Regions from separate parts of the Homo sapiens genome. Here region 2 is linked to region 1. A link is a contact called in ENCODE Hi-C or POLR2A ChIA-PET data. All regions are on one chromosome and are shown on one strand. Each heading gives the region's core, a stretch centred on a gene start or an enhancer-like site at or near the end of the contact. The rest is flanking DNA. Distances are from core to core; before and after follow the strand shown.

Region 1 (5,631 bases), core at 1,458-3,957:
CATTTTTTTCTGTTACTTTTATACTCTTTTACTTAGTTTATTCAGAAATTCTGGGGTTATTTAAAGAGACAGTGATGATTGTTGAGAAAATTATAGAGCTGCTGCATACAAAAAACACAGTGTAACAAGCTAGCTTTACAAATAACAGGTATGCAATAAATGTTAGTTCTTTCCCTTCTCAACCAGTTTCCTCAAAGCATTCATTACTACTTCAATGAATGCTTTGAGGAAACTCAAATCCTCTTCTTGGCTCTCATTGAGCTGGATCATTAGGGTCTCAGTAGGTTTTCTCCCCCCTTCAAAAAGATCTCATCTCTCTGATCTCAATCTGCTAGTCTCAAGGCTCTTGGTAAGGGTTGTCGCACTGCACACAGCACAGGGTGGCCTCATCGTCAGCTATAATTCTGAAATTACAGATTATGCTATCATTTTCTTTAAATGACTCAGTAAGACTCACACTCTGATTTGACGAATAGGTCCATATTTCCCAAATATATCATACATTTCTTCAGCTGTGATTTTGTATGGCAAATTTCTTATATACAATATCCGATTTACTTCAGGTGGAAGTCGAATCTAAAATGAGAAATACGTATTGTTATTATAATTAGGGGCATTCTAAAAAATTATAATTTAAATGCCCCTATAATTAGGGGCATTTTAAAAAATTCTTAATGATACGTAATAATAAAAAGCCAAGAATAAGAGGTATAATTTGATGTTTCTGAAAATGGGCAGATCTTTGAAAAAGCAACAGAGGCTGGGTGCAGTGGCTGGTCCCTATAATCCCAGCACTTTGGGAGGCAAAGTGGGAGGATCACTTGAGCCCAGGAGTTTGAGACCAGCCTGGACAACATAGTGAGACCCCCATCTCTACAAAAATTTTAAAAAATTAGCCAGGCATGGTGGTGGGTGTAGGCCTTTGCAAACCTTACCACCATCACTCCTGCTAACACCTGAGTTGGGCTGTACCCTCTTCCCTGCCCATCCCAGGAGATGACCCTGATTCTTGTTTCTTGGAGAAAATAGACATGACCAATTGAAATACTTTTCATCTATATCCAACTACTTTCCCTCTATTACTACGCCAACCTTCATCTACTCAAAACCTTCACTTCTAAACTCAACCTATCTTTCTTCCATATCATGTTTCGCACACTCTGCTGGATTGCTCCCATTGGCATAAAGATACACCTATATCACACATCTTTTAAAAAGTCAACTATCTGGCCGGGTGCGGTGGCTCATGCCTGTAATCCCAGCGTTTTGGGAGGCCAAGGCAGGTGGATCACTTGAGGTCAGGAGTTTGAGACCAGCCTGGCCAACACGGAGAAACCCTGTCTCTACTAAAAATACAAAAATTAGCCGGGCATGGTGGTGGGCACCTGTAATCCCAGCTACTCAAGAGGCTGAGGCAGGAGAATTGCTTGAACTCAGGAGACAGAGGTTGCAGTGAGCCAAGACTGTGCCACTGCACTCCAGCCTGGGTGACAGAGTGAGAGTCCATCTCAAAAAAAAAAGTCAACTATCATCCAATTTCCCTACTTCCTATTTAAATGAGAACTCATGGACAGAGTGTCTTTGCTGTTTCCATTTTCTCAACTTCCACCATCTTTTCACCCCACTGCAATCAAGTTTTCATCCACTGAAATGATTCCTATCATCAAGGTCACCAAAAGTCTCCATTTACATATACAATGGTCAATTGCTTGTCTTTTCTTTCTTTCTTTCTTTCTTTCTGTTTTTTTTTTTTTTTTTGAGTCAGGGTCTTGCTCTGTCTCCTGGGCTGAAGTGCTGCGCAGTGGCACAATCATGGCTCAAGGCAGCCTTGAATTCCTGGGCTCAAGCAATCCTCCCACCTCAGCCTCCAAAAGTGCGGGGATTACAGGCATGAGCCACCTCACTCGGCCTAACTTCATCTTACACCTCTAAGCGTTTTACTGTTGACTAATCTCTTTTTTGAGTTTTTTTTTTTTAAAAGTTTCCGTAACACTGTACTCTCAAACACTAGAATGTAAGCAGAAGGACTTGTTTTATTCACTGCTGTATTCCCAATACGTAAGACTAGTGTCTGGCACATAGTAGCTATTCAATAAATATAATTGATGAATTATGTCCCACATGGCAAGCAGAATACATAGTAGGTGCTCAAAAAATATTGTTTTAATTAATGTGTTAATGAAGGATCCGAAAAGCACCATGATCTGAGGGGAATCCCAGGTCCTAGTTGTTGGTGAACCATTAAGTTAGTTGAGGACTCTTCTGAGATATCGACTTTAAGTCAAGGAGATAATCCTAACGCCAGGTCCTTAGGTGCGGGTCAAGCAAAGAGGCTATAGGGGTAACACTATCACTGACACTAGGGTAGAGACTGAGGAACTCTCAAAAGGGGTGGGGACAGAAATGTGGCTCAAGGAGCATATCTCTGAGGATGGGGCCGGATAGTGTCTTCGCTGACAGGATAGGAATTCTGGAGTTCTCCGCTCTGGGGACGGAGGAGGAGCAAGAATGCTCCGATCCACGCCGCTAAGAAAGTCAAACCCGAAGTTCTCCCACCCTCCGCAGAACACCCGATACTCACGTTCGCCCTCTTGGCCGCTTGCATCGCCATCTTGGCGGGCTGATGAAGTTACCGTAGCAGATACTGAAATTCCTCCGGAGCTCGCTCGGCTTCGGGGGTTACACCGCGTTAGATGCAGGACATCAACATCCAGGACCCGCCGGAAGCTGTTACAGCGGAATAGCGCCGTCTTACGCTGAGACGCGCTGACGTAGCAGCCCCCTTCGAATAGACTCCGGGGTAAAACCGAGCCTGAGCGAGACTCGAGGCCGGAAGATGGAAAGGCGAGAGTCCAAGACACTTCCGGGCTCTGTACCGTAAAGGGCGGGGCGTAGCCTCCAAAAGGCGAGATGTTCCGGTCGGGGAGGCCCTGAGCAGAGGAACCCGGGTGGAGAGGGCGGGGCCTGAGGAGGGCGGAGAGCTGGGGCGGGTCTCAGGTGAGTAACTGGGGAGCGGAGGAGGCGGGGCTTGAGCAGGGTTATGACAGGTAGGGCGGGACCCAGGTGAGTAGCGGGAGGGGGCGGGGCCTGAGGAGGGTGCGGAGAGCTGGGGTGGGGCCCAAGTGAGTATCCGGGAGGGAGCCGGGCCTGAGCAAGGCGGTGAGCTGGGGCGGGACCCAAGTGAGTAATGGAAGGGGCGGGGCCTGAGGAGGGTGGTGGCGGTGGGGCGGGGCCCAGATGTGTAGCGGGAGGTGGTGGGGCCTGAGGAGGGTGGCGAGAGGTGGGGTGGGGCCCAGGTGAGTAGCGGGCGAAGGCGGGGCCTGAGGAGGACTGAGCTGGGGCGGGACCCAGGTGAGTAGCGGAAGGGATCGGGGCCTGAGGAGGGTGGTGGAGGTGCGGCGGGGCCCAGAAGTGTAGCAGGAGGTGGTTGGGGCTGAGGAAAGTGGTGGAGGTGGGGCGGGGCTCAGATGTGTAGCGGGAGGTGGTGGGGCCTGAGGAGGGCGGCGAGAGGTGGGGTGGGGCCCAGGTGAGTAGCGGGCAGGGCTGGGGCCTGCTGTGGTGCCCACTGGTTGCGGGGCGCGCGGGCAGGTGCCGGAGGTGGTGGGCCTGGGCCTCTAGCTGTGCGCAAGGCGGAATATGTGGGGTTCTGGCGGCTTGTGTCACGGCTGACGCTGTAACTATACCCAGAATCTCCGTCCCTGGAGGGGCCCTCAGGTTGAGCGTCAGCTGATCGGGCCTCAGTAATCCCCGCTGCGACGCCCGTCCGGACTCCCACCTCAACCCCGCCGCGGCGGCCCCAGTCCGCGTGCCACCCTTCCAGTTCACTCTTTATTTCCTCATATCAGCTTTAAACGGCTCTGGAGGAAGCACCGGGTTTCTTGGCCTGTCTATTGTGAATCTTCTCCAGGTTTGCTCTGGAAAGGCCTGGGGTGGCCGCGTCCTGTCCTGCCCCATCCTCCTTCACTGGGGCAGTTCCAGGACGATCTTGCCTATGTTCTTGTTGGCCTCCATGTACTTATGGGCCTCCTGGATTTCGGTCACTGGGTAGATTCTGTCCAGAACCGGCAGCAGACGTTGGGGGCCCTCCGTGGAGAAGTGAGGCAGAATTTGCTCCGTGAAAGCATTCACCAGCATTTGCTTGTACTAAGACAAGGGAAAGGAGATCATCAGCCTGGGGAGAGAGCCTCACCCTGCCCTCCTCATCCTCCTCAGCCTTCTTGCTCTCTCTGAAGCCACGTATCTGAAAAAGCACACAGGGACACTTAACCCCTCACTTCCTAGCATGTGTGTGAAATACCCTTGAAGGAGTCATGTGCCATCTCAGAATATGTCCGATAGGTATATTGTTAATTTTGAGGTGAAAGCATTGGAGAAATTGTAGTTTCAGAAAAGGCTAGCTGACCTGTCTCTTCTTGCATGTAGCAAGTCATAAAGATTCCTCTGAGAGGGGTACCCTCCCCATACTAGGGCAAAAAGCCCTTATCACCAGAGACTGGAAACGGGGCTGCAATGGAACTGAATAAATACACTTAAGGAAGTAACCCTTATCTTCCACTAGTTTTACACCCCCCACCCCCATATATCTCCTAGTGACTTCCCTAGAAATTTACTATCCCTAGCCAGATTTTGTCTTATTTCTTCTCAAATTTATTGTTCTTTGTCTAAAAATTACAAAAGCATCTTACTTTGGCCGAATCACTTGAGCCTGGGAGTTTGAGATCAGCCTGGGCAACATGGTGAAAACCTGTCTCTATAAAAAATACAAGCCAGGCATGGTGGTATGCCTTCAGTCTTAGCTACCCAGGAGGCTGATTGTGCCATTGCACTCCAGCCTGGGTGACAGAGTAAGACCCTGTCTCCATAAAAAAAAAAAAAAAAAAAAAAAGTACATGCTTTTCTCCTGTCAATCTGCTGGTATCAATTTGGTTTCTAGAGCCAGCTGAAGAGACCACATAGGAGCTAAAGGGGGGTTACAGGTGATCTCTGGCTCCCTTGTACCTCCAAATGTGTAACTTCTGTTCTGTACCAGATAAAGACTGAAGCCTGGAGTAAAATGTTAGTGTCACTGACAGCCTAAGAATTGTTTTTAAATAAAGTGTCTTTACCCAGGAGGCAGCCACAGATAGGACTCATATAGGCTTAGTGAAAAAAGGATGCTTAAGCTCTCCTGTCCCTCAGCTGGTGCAAAACCCTATGGTGGAAACATTCCCAAAGGTGGTACCTGCTAGACTGCCAGATGGAATATTTCAGGAGCATATAATCTTTTTTTTTTTGAGATGAGGTTTTGCTATGTTGCTCAGGCTGGGGTACAGTGGCTATGCACAGGTGCAATCATAGCTCACTGCAGCCTTGAAACTCCTGGACTCAAGCAATCCTCTGCCTCAGCCTTCCAAGTAGCTGGGACTACAAGCAAGTGCCACTGTGCCCGGCATGGAACCTATAATCTGTTGAAGGCCAAGGCTTACTTATTTTTTTACTCACCTAAGAGACTTTCTAGCACACTGAGATGAATTCTGCCTTTGAAAACAAAGTCTTGGAACTACTCGAAATACTTCCTAATATAGTCAGTGCTTTCTTCATTCTGTTAGAATGTTCAGATAACCTGTGAAGTATCAGCTACACTTCTTTTCA
Region 2 (5,631 bases), core at 1,629-4,128, 1.3 Mb after region 1:
CCCTCCTCACACTGCCTCTCCTTCCCAAGGCCCAACTCGCTGGGCGCCCTGATCTCTCTCATATCTCCTTCTCCTTGGAAGCCTTCCCCTATTACTGCCATGTGCCGAAAAACAGACCACCCTGTCCCCATTGCTAGGCCTGAAATTCCACCACTAGAATCAGAGCCATAGAATGTCAAAGCTGGAATGGACCTTCCGGCTCTAGTCCAACCCCCACCCCACAGAGGAATCCTGTCCGCAGACACCCTGACAGATGGCTGCTGGCGTCCTTTCCTAGGCTTCTCCAGGAAGGACTCAGAGGGCAGCCCTGTGGACCAGTCCACTCCTTGAGTCTAGAAGGAATTCACCTTTCTTAGGGTCAGTCTCCTATGGAAGGCACTGGTGCCTGGGTGGGGTAACGAGGGAAGTTTGGTCGGCCTGAATCCGCAGCTGCTTATCTGGGGAGGAGCTGCACAGAGGAGGGGGACCCACCAGGGAGGCAGGCAGGTGCCAGAGCTGCTGCACAGGCCAGCCTGGTCCCTCGCCTGGAGCCAGCACATGTGCACACACAGACTCCCACCTTGACAGAGCCACCTGTCACAGCCCAAGCAGGGCCTCGGTAGAACCTGGAGGCAGAGGGGGACCATTTTGCCCCAGAAACCCAGCAGGAACTCCCTACAACCCAACTCTCCAAAGGCAGGCAGCTCAGAAAACTACCTGGAGATGGCCCCTGCTAGCCAACCAAAGAGGGTCCCCGGGATGCCTGGCCCCCCAAATCCCACAGGCCAGTCCTAACACCCAGGCAATAGCAAGGCGAATAGCTCCCCTGGCTGCAGCTGTCACATCTGCCCGCGAGGGAGGAGGCGACACTGGAGCAGCACCTGATCCCAGGATCCCTTCGTAGCCGCCCGCCCAGGAGGCGGGTTCAGCCGCTGGCAGCCTAGGGTGAAACATGAAGACTGAGCAGGCCCTCAGGGATGCTGATGGCAGTCTCTGGGCACGGCAGTGAGGGGCAAGTTGGGTCACAGGGCGGACAGCGCTTCTCCCCAAGGCTTCTGTCCCCGCTGGTTTGGAGGGGGGGTAGCTGCGCGGCCCTGGGGCTCGGCCCTGCCCACCCTCCCGCCTGCCGCAGGCCAGAGCTGCCCTGCTGGGTGCCAGACGCCATGTTGGGTCAAGGTGCAGCCGCAGGGGGCTCCCCTCAGGAGCCGGGGGAGGCAGCCCCTGGGAACCAGAGGGCACTGCTCCCCGCCCAGGGCGCCAACACCTCCTCAACTGGCCGTGCAGCGGAGAGAGGGTGCCAGGACGGAGGGGATGAGGAGAGGGGGAGAAATGGCAGAGGGGCGCTGGGGTGGGAGAGGGTGCCCCCAAGAAGGGAGGCTTCAGGAAAGCGAAAAGCAGTTTGGCAGCCCCAGGGCCGCGGGCCCCAGCGATGAGGGGCTGGGGGAGGCCAGGGGCGGGCCCTGGACCCGCGCCAGCCCGGTCCGCGCCGAAGGGGAGGGAAGGCAGGGCGGCCTGGGGGAGGGGAACTGGGGTGAGGGCGGGACACGGACAGCCGCCGCCTGCGGCTCCGAAGCTCGAGGTCTCCCGGGGTGCGGGGACGTGGGGCCGAAGACCCCGCTCCGCAGCCGCGGCGAGGCCTCGTCCTTCACTGTGCAGATGCGAAGCTTTCAAGGACACGTCTGCACCGGCCCGGCGGGGTGCGTGTGCGTGAGTGTGTCCGCGTGCGTGGGAGTGTGCGCGGGGGTGCTGGAGGGGCGACCCCGGGCGTACCCCCCCTGCGCCGCTCCCGGTCCCGGCCCCGCTACTTCCACCCCCGCGTTTTCCGGCCCCCGCGGCCCGGGCCCGGGCCCGGGATCCTCGCCCGCCCCCGCCCCGCCCCCACATTGCGGCGCCGCCACCGCGGCCGCCCGGGCACCCACGGCCCGCGGTGGGGACAGGGAGGAGCCGGGCACGACCACCCCTCTCCGTGCCGCCGGCACTCCGGGGGAAGGTGTGCCCCCAAGGCGGGCGCTCTCCCCGGCCCCGCCGCCCCTCCCGGCCCCGCCGGCGCCCCGCACCCCCAGCCACAGGTGGCCGGAGGAGGATCGCGGCGCGGCGCTCCCCGGCCCGGCCCCGCCATCACCCCTCGGCCCGCCCCCGGGGGCCTCCCGGGTCCCCCGCCCCGCGGGGCCGAGGAGGGCCGGGCGCCGGGGGGAGGGGCGGGGGGCCGGGTCGTGCCAGGCTGCCATTTTCTGCCGCCGCCGCGGAGCCTGCGCGGGGCCCGGCCCCCGCCCCCTCCCCCGCTCCCCCGGGCCGCCGCGGGGGCCGATCCTTCTGGGTCGGGGTCCGCGCCCTCCGGCGCCCTGGCCGCGGGCTCCAGGCGGGGCCGCGGGGCTGGGGCAGAGCCCGGAAGGCGGGGGCGGCCCGGCCGGGGCCCCTGCGGCAGCGGCGAGCCGGGCACCGCGGCGCAGGCCGGCGGTGGAGGGGCCCCCCGCGGCATTGTATAGACTTGAACTTGAGCCCGGAGCCGGGCGGGGGCGGGGAGGGGGGTCCGCGCCGGGAGCGGGCGGGACGGGAGGGGGCGCCTGCCGAGCCCGCGGGGACATAAACAAACCCTCAAATCCCCCGCGCCGCCCCGGCCAGCCCGGCCCGCCGTCCCCGCCTGCAGTCCCGGCCCCACGGGCGCCCGGCGCCGAGTTGCAGGGGTCCGGGAGCGTGCCCCGAGCCGGGCACTGCCAGCCGCGGCGCCCCCCGCCCGGCTCCCCGGCTCCCCGCCGCCTCCGGGCCGGCCTTCCGGGCCGCCAGCAGCGGCGCTCATTACCGTATGGCCGGTGGGGTCGGGCCGGCCCGGCTGCGCGCCCTGGTGCCGCGGCGCCGCGTCCCGGCTCGTCCTCTGCTCTCGCCGCCGCCGCCGCCCGCGCGCCCTCCCTCCCTCCCGGCCCGCCTGCCTGCCTCGCTCGCTCGCTCCCTCCCTCCGCTCGCTGTCGCGCTCCCTCTCTCCGCCTCCTCCGCCGGGTCCCCCCCTCCCACCCCTTCTCTCCGCCTTCCTCCTTCCCTCCCTCCGGCCGCCCGCGGGCCCAGGCCTCCGCCCGCCGCTCGCCCCCCGCGGCCGCGCTGGCCCCGGCCCCGGCGCTGCGGAGCCGGCCCGGGAGGCAGCGCCGACTGGGGGGCCCCGGGGCGCCGCGGCGGGAGCGGCCTGGGCGCGCGGCCGGTCCTAGCGCCCTCGGCGCGACTTCCCGGCCTCTGCGGCCCCGCCGGGGTCCCCGCACGCCGCTTGGCGGAGGTCTGGACCCCGCACCGCCCAGACCGGGGGCCGGGCCCCGGGCGCCCCGCCTCGGCCGCGCTCCCGGCCACTCAGAGCCCCTCGAGTCGTAGCCGAGCTCCGGGCCTCGCCGCAGCCCTCCCCACGCTGGGCGCCCCGCTACCTGGCGCTGCTTCTGCGCTGGGTCCCCGCATCCAGCACTGGCCGCAGGGACAGCGGCCCCTCCTCTCCCCGGGCCGGTGTCAAGTGCCTCCCCCCGCAGCCCGCGGAGCCCCCGGCGGCCTTCGCCCTGCAGTTCTCCCGACCTCCGCCAGAGCCCACTGCGCTCTGCCTGCCTCAGCACTGGGGCTGGGGACAGCAGCGCTGGCCCAACCGCGCCGCAACCCCCAGCCAGGTGCCGCCGCGGAGTAGAGGCCACTCTGCTCTACAGGGCCAAGGTCGGAGCGCCAGGCTCCTCCTGGCCGTCCCGCAGGCTCCAAAGCCTCTCTGAGATGAGCTGCCTTGAAGGGAGTGAGTTCCCCGTACCTTGAGGTGTCCAAGTAGAGTTGGGTGTCCTCAGTTGGGCACTGGAAGACTGAAAGATTTCATGAGGTGGGAGGTTGAATGAAATGACATTGAAGGTCTCTTCCAGCTGGAAGATTCTGTGTGTGCCTACACACCGCCCTCACCCCTTCACCGTGGGGGCTGTTCTCCTTCCCCATGGAGCGCTCAGGGCTCTAGGTTCCTGACTTGGGGCACCTCTGTCTAATTCCACCAGCACAGCCACTCACTATGTGCTCATCTCACTCCTCCAGCAGCCGCTGTAGGACTTGGGGCTGGGCACCCCCCCACCCCCGCCTCCAGCCTCCTTGCGCGCCCCAGCACCCCACCAGCCACCCGCAGCTCTGCACCCCGAATTCTACTCAGCACTTCAGCTATATCACAGTGCCCTGAGCTCCCTGACTGGCACAGGACATGGCGTGCTCCCTTCCCAGGGACCCGCCATCCTACTTGTGGGCAGGGATTGCTGGAGTTGGTGGTGGGACTCACTTCACAGTGAAGCGGATCCTACTTTTCCCTTCTCCCCATGCAGCCCAGCACCCGCCCCCCCAACGCCACCCTTTTAGCGTCACAGAACCGAGTTGCCAAGTTCTCTGGGACCGGGAGCTGACCTTTCATACAGACGGGAAGGTTTTCCTTCGGGAGGTTCTCCAATGCTTCCAGGTCCCTCCGTCTCCCCAACCCCCACCCTGAGCCTCGATATCTGAGACCAGCTTCTAGGCCATAGTTCTGGCCGTTTTCAGTGTCACCCTCACTCAAGTGGCCACCCCGCCCTACTGATGATAGGCCCTGCTGTCCATGGTCCCCACCGGCCCAGAGACTCCCAGTGCTCTGTGAGGACAGGGGCCGCGTCTGTCATCCCTGTAGCCCAGCACTTGGTGCTAGGAGATTCTCAGTAAACCTTGGTGGAATTAACATGTGACCCTCCTGGGCTGTTCGCTTTCTACATCAGGAGGGGCATCCGTGAACACTCTAAATGGCGCACCCAGCTTGGCAAAGGAGAAGACCGTTTATAGAAGGATGACTGAGATACCTCTGCCTTCATCAAGGGCTTACATATAACACGGCCCCAAACAGCAGCGACTGTTTACTGAGTGTCTACTATGTGCCAGGCACCAGACATGGTATTTTCTCTAGTCTTCACTAGCCCTGTGATATGGCTTGTACTCTCCTCACGCTACAGATGAAGAAACTGAGGCTCAGTCTTAGTCAAAGCCATACAGTTGGGAAGTGGCAGAGTCAGGATTCAAAGCCAGGTTCATCCGGCTCTGAAATCACCCCACATCACATCTTTTTTTTTTTTCTTTTATTGAGACACAGTCTCGCTCTGTTGCCCAGACTGGAGTGCAGTGGAGTGATCATGGCTCACTGTAGCCTCGACATTCTGGGCTCAACCAATCCTCCTGCCTCAGCCTTCTGAGTATCTGGGACTATAGATGCACACCACCATGCCTGGCTAATTTATTATTATTATTTGTAGAGATAGGGGCCTCTCTATGTTGATCAGGCTGGTCTTGAACTCCTGGGCTCAGGTGATGCTCCTATCTCAGGCTCCCAAGGTGTTGGGATGACAGGCATGAGCCATCGTGCCCAGCCCACACCACACTTTTGAAACATAGTTGCTCTTAAGAAGCTGAAATTCAGTGGGTGCAGTGGCTCACGCCTGTAACCCCAGCACTTTGGGAGGCCGAGGCGGGAGGATCACTTGAGGTCAGGAGTTCAAGACCAGCCTGGCTAACATGGTGAAACCCCGTCTCTACTTAAAATACAAAATTAGCTGGGTGTCATGGCGCATGCTTGTAAACCCAGTTACTCGGGAGGCTGAGGCAGGAGAATCGCTTGAACCTGGGTGGCGGAAGTTGCAGTGAGCT

Evidence for each region. Hi-C counts contacts between places; a loop is a spot of excess contacts on that map. ChIA-PET counts read pairs that join two places held with the same protein, here RNA polymerase II (POLR2A). Pooled maps may share reads with other maps.
Region 2: a pooled map shows a loop between it and region 1 (7-fold over the local background). The contact joins the promoter of DNMT3A here to the promoter of SF3B6 in region 1. A Hi-C loop is called at or near these places in 1 of 37 single-sample maps with no recorded cell type and 4 of 50 pooled maps. POLR2A ChIA-PET finds 5 or more read pairs at or near these places in 1 of 52 experiments (activated naive CD4-positive, alpha-beta T cell).

What each region holds. Positions count from the first base shown.
Region 1 is chr2:24,073,619-24,079,249 of GRCh38, forward strand. It overlaps SF3B6 (splicing factor 3b subunit 6), which reads right to left and starts at 2,708. Exons shown (of 4, transcript NM_016047.4): 1 at 2,582-2,708; 2 at 458-576. The coding sequence starts at 2,611. It overlaps TP53I3 (tumor protein p53 inducible protein 3), which reads right to left. Exons shown (of 5, transcript NM_004881.5): 5 at 3,815-4,143. The coding sequence ends at 3,961. It also overlaps a transcript of FAM228B not described here. RefSeq lists enhancers at 1,994-2,526, 2,527-3,058, 2,593-2,822 and a silencer at 2,933-3,582.
Region 2 is chr2:25,339,047-25,344,677 of GRCh38, forward strand. DNMT3A (DNA methyltransferase 3 alpha) reads right to left here and starts at 2,879. Exons shown (of 23, transcript NM_022552.5): 1 at 2,780-2,879. RefSeq lists silencers at 1,602-1,721, 2,002-2,241, 2,342-2,511, 2,802-3,011, 3,072-3,551 and an enhancer at 3,672-3,791.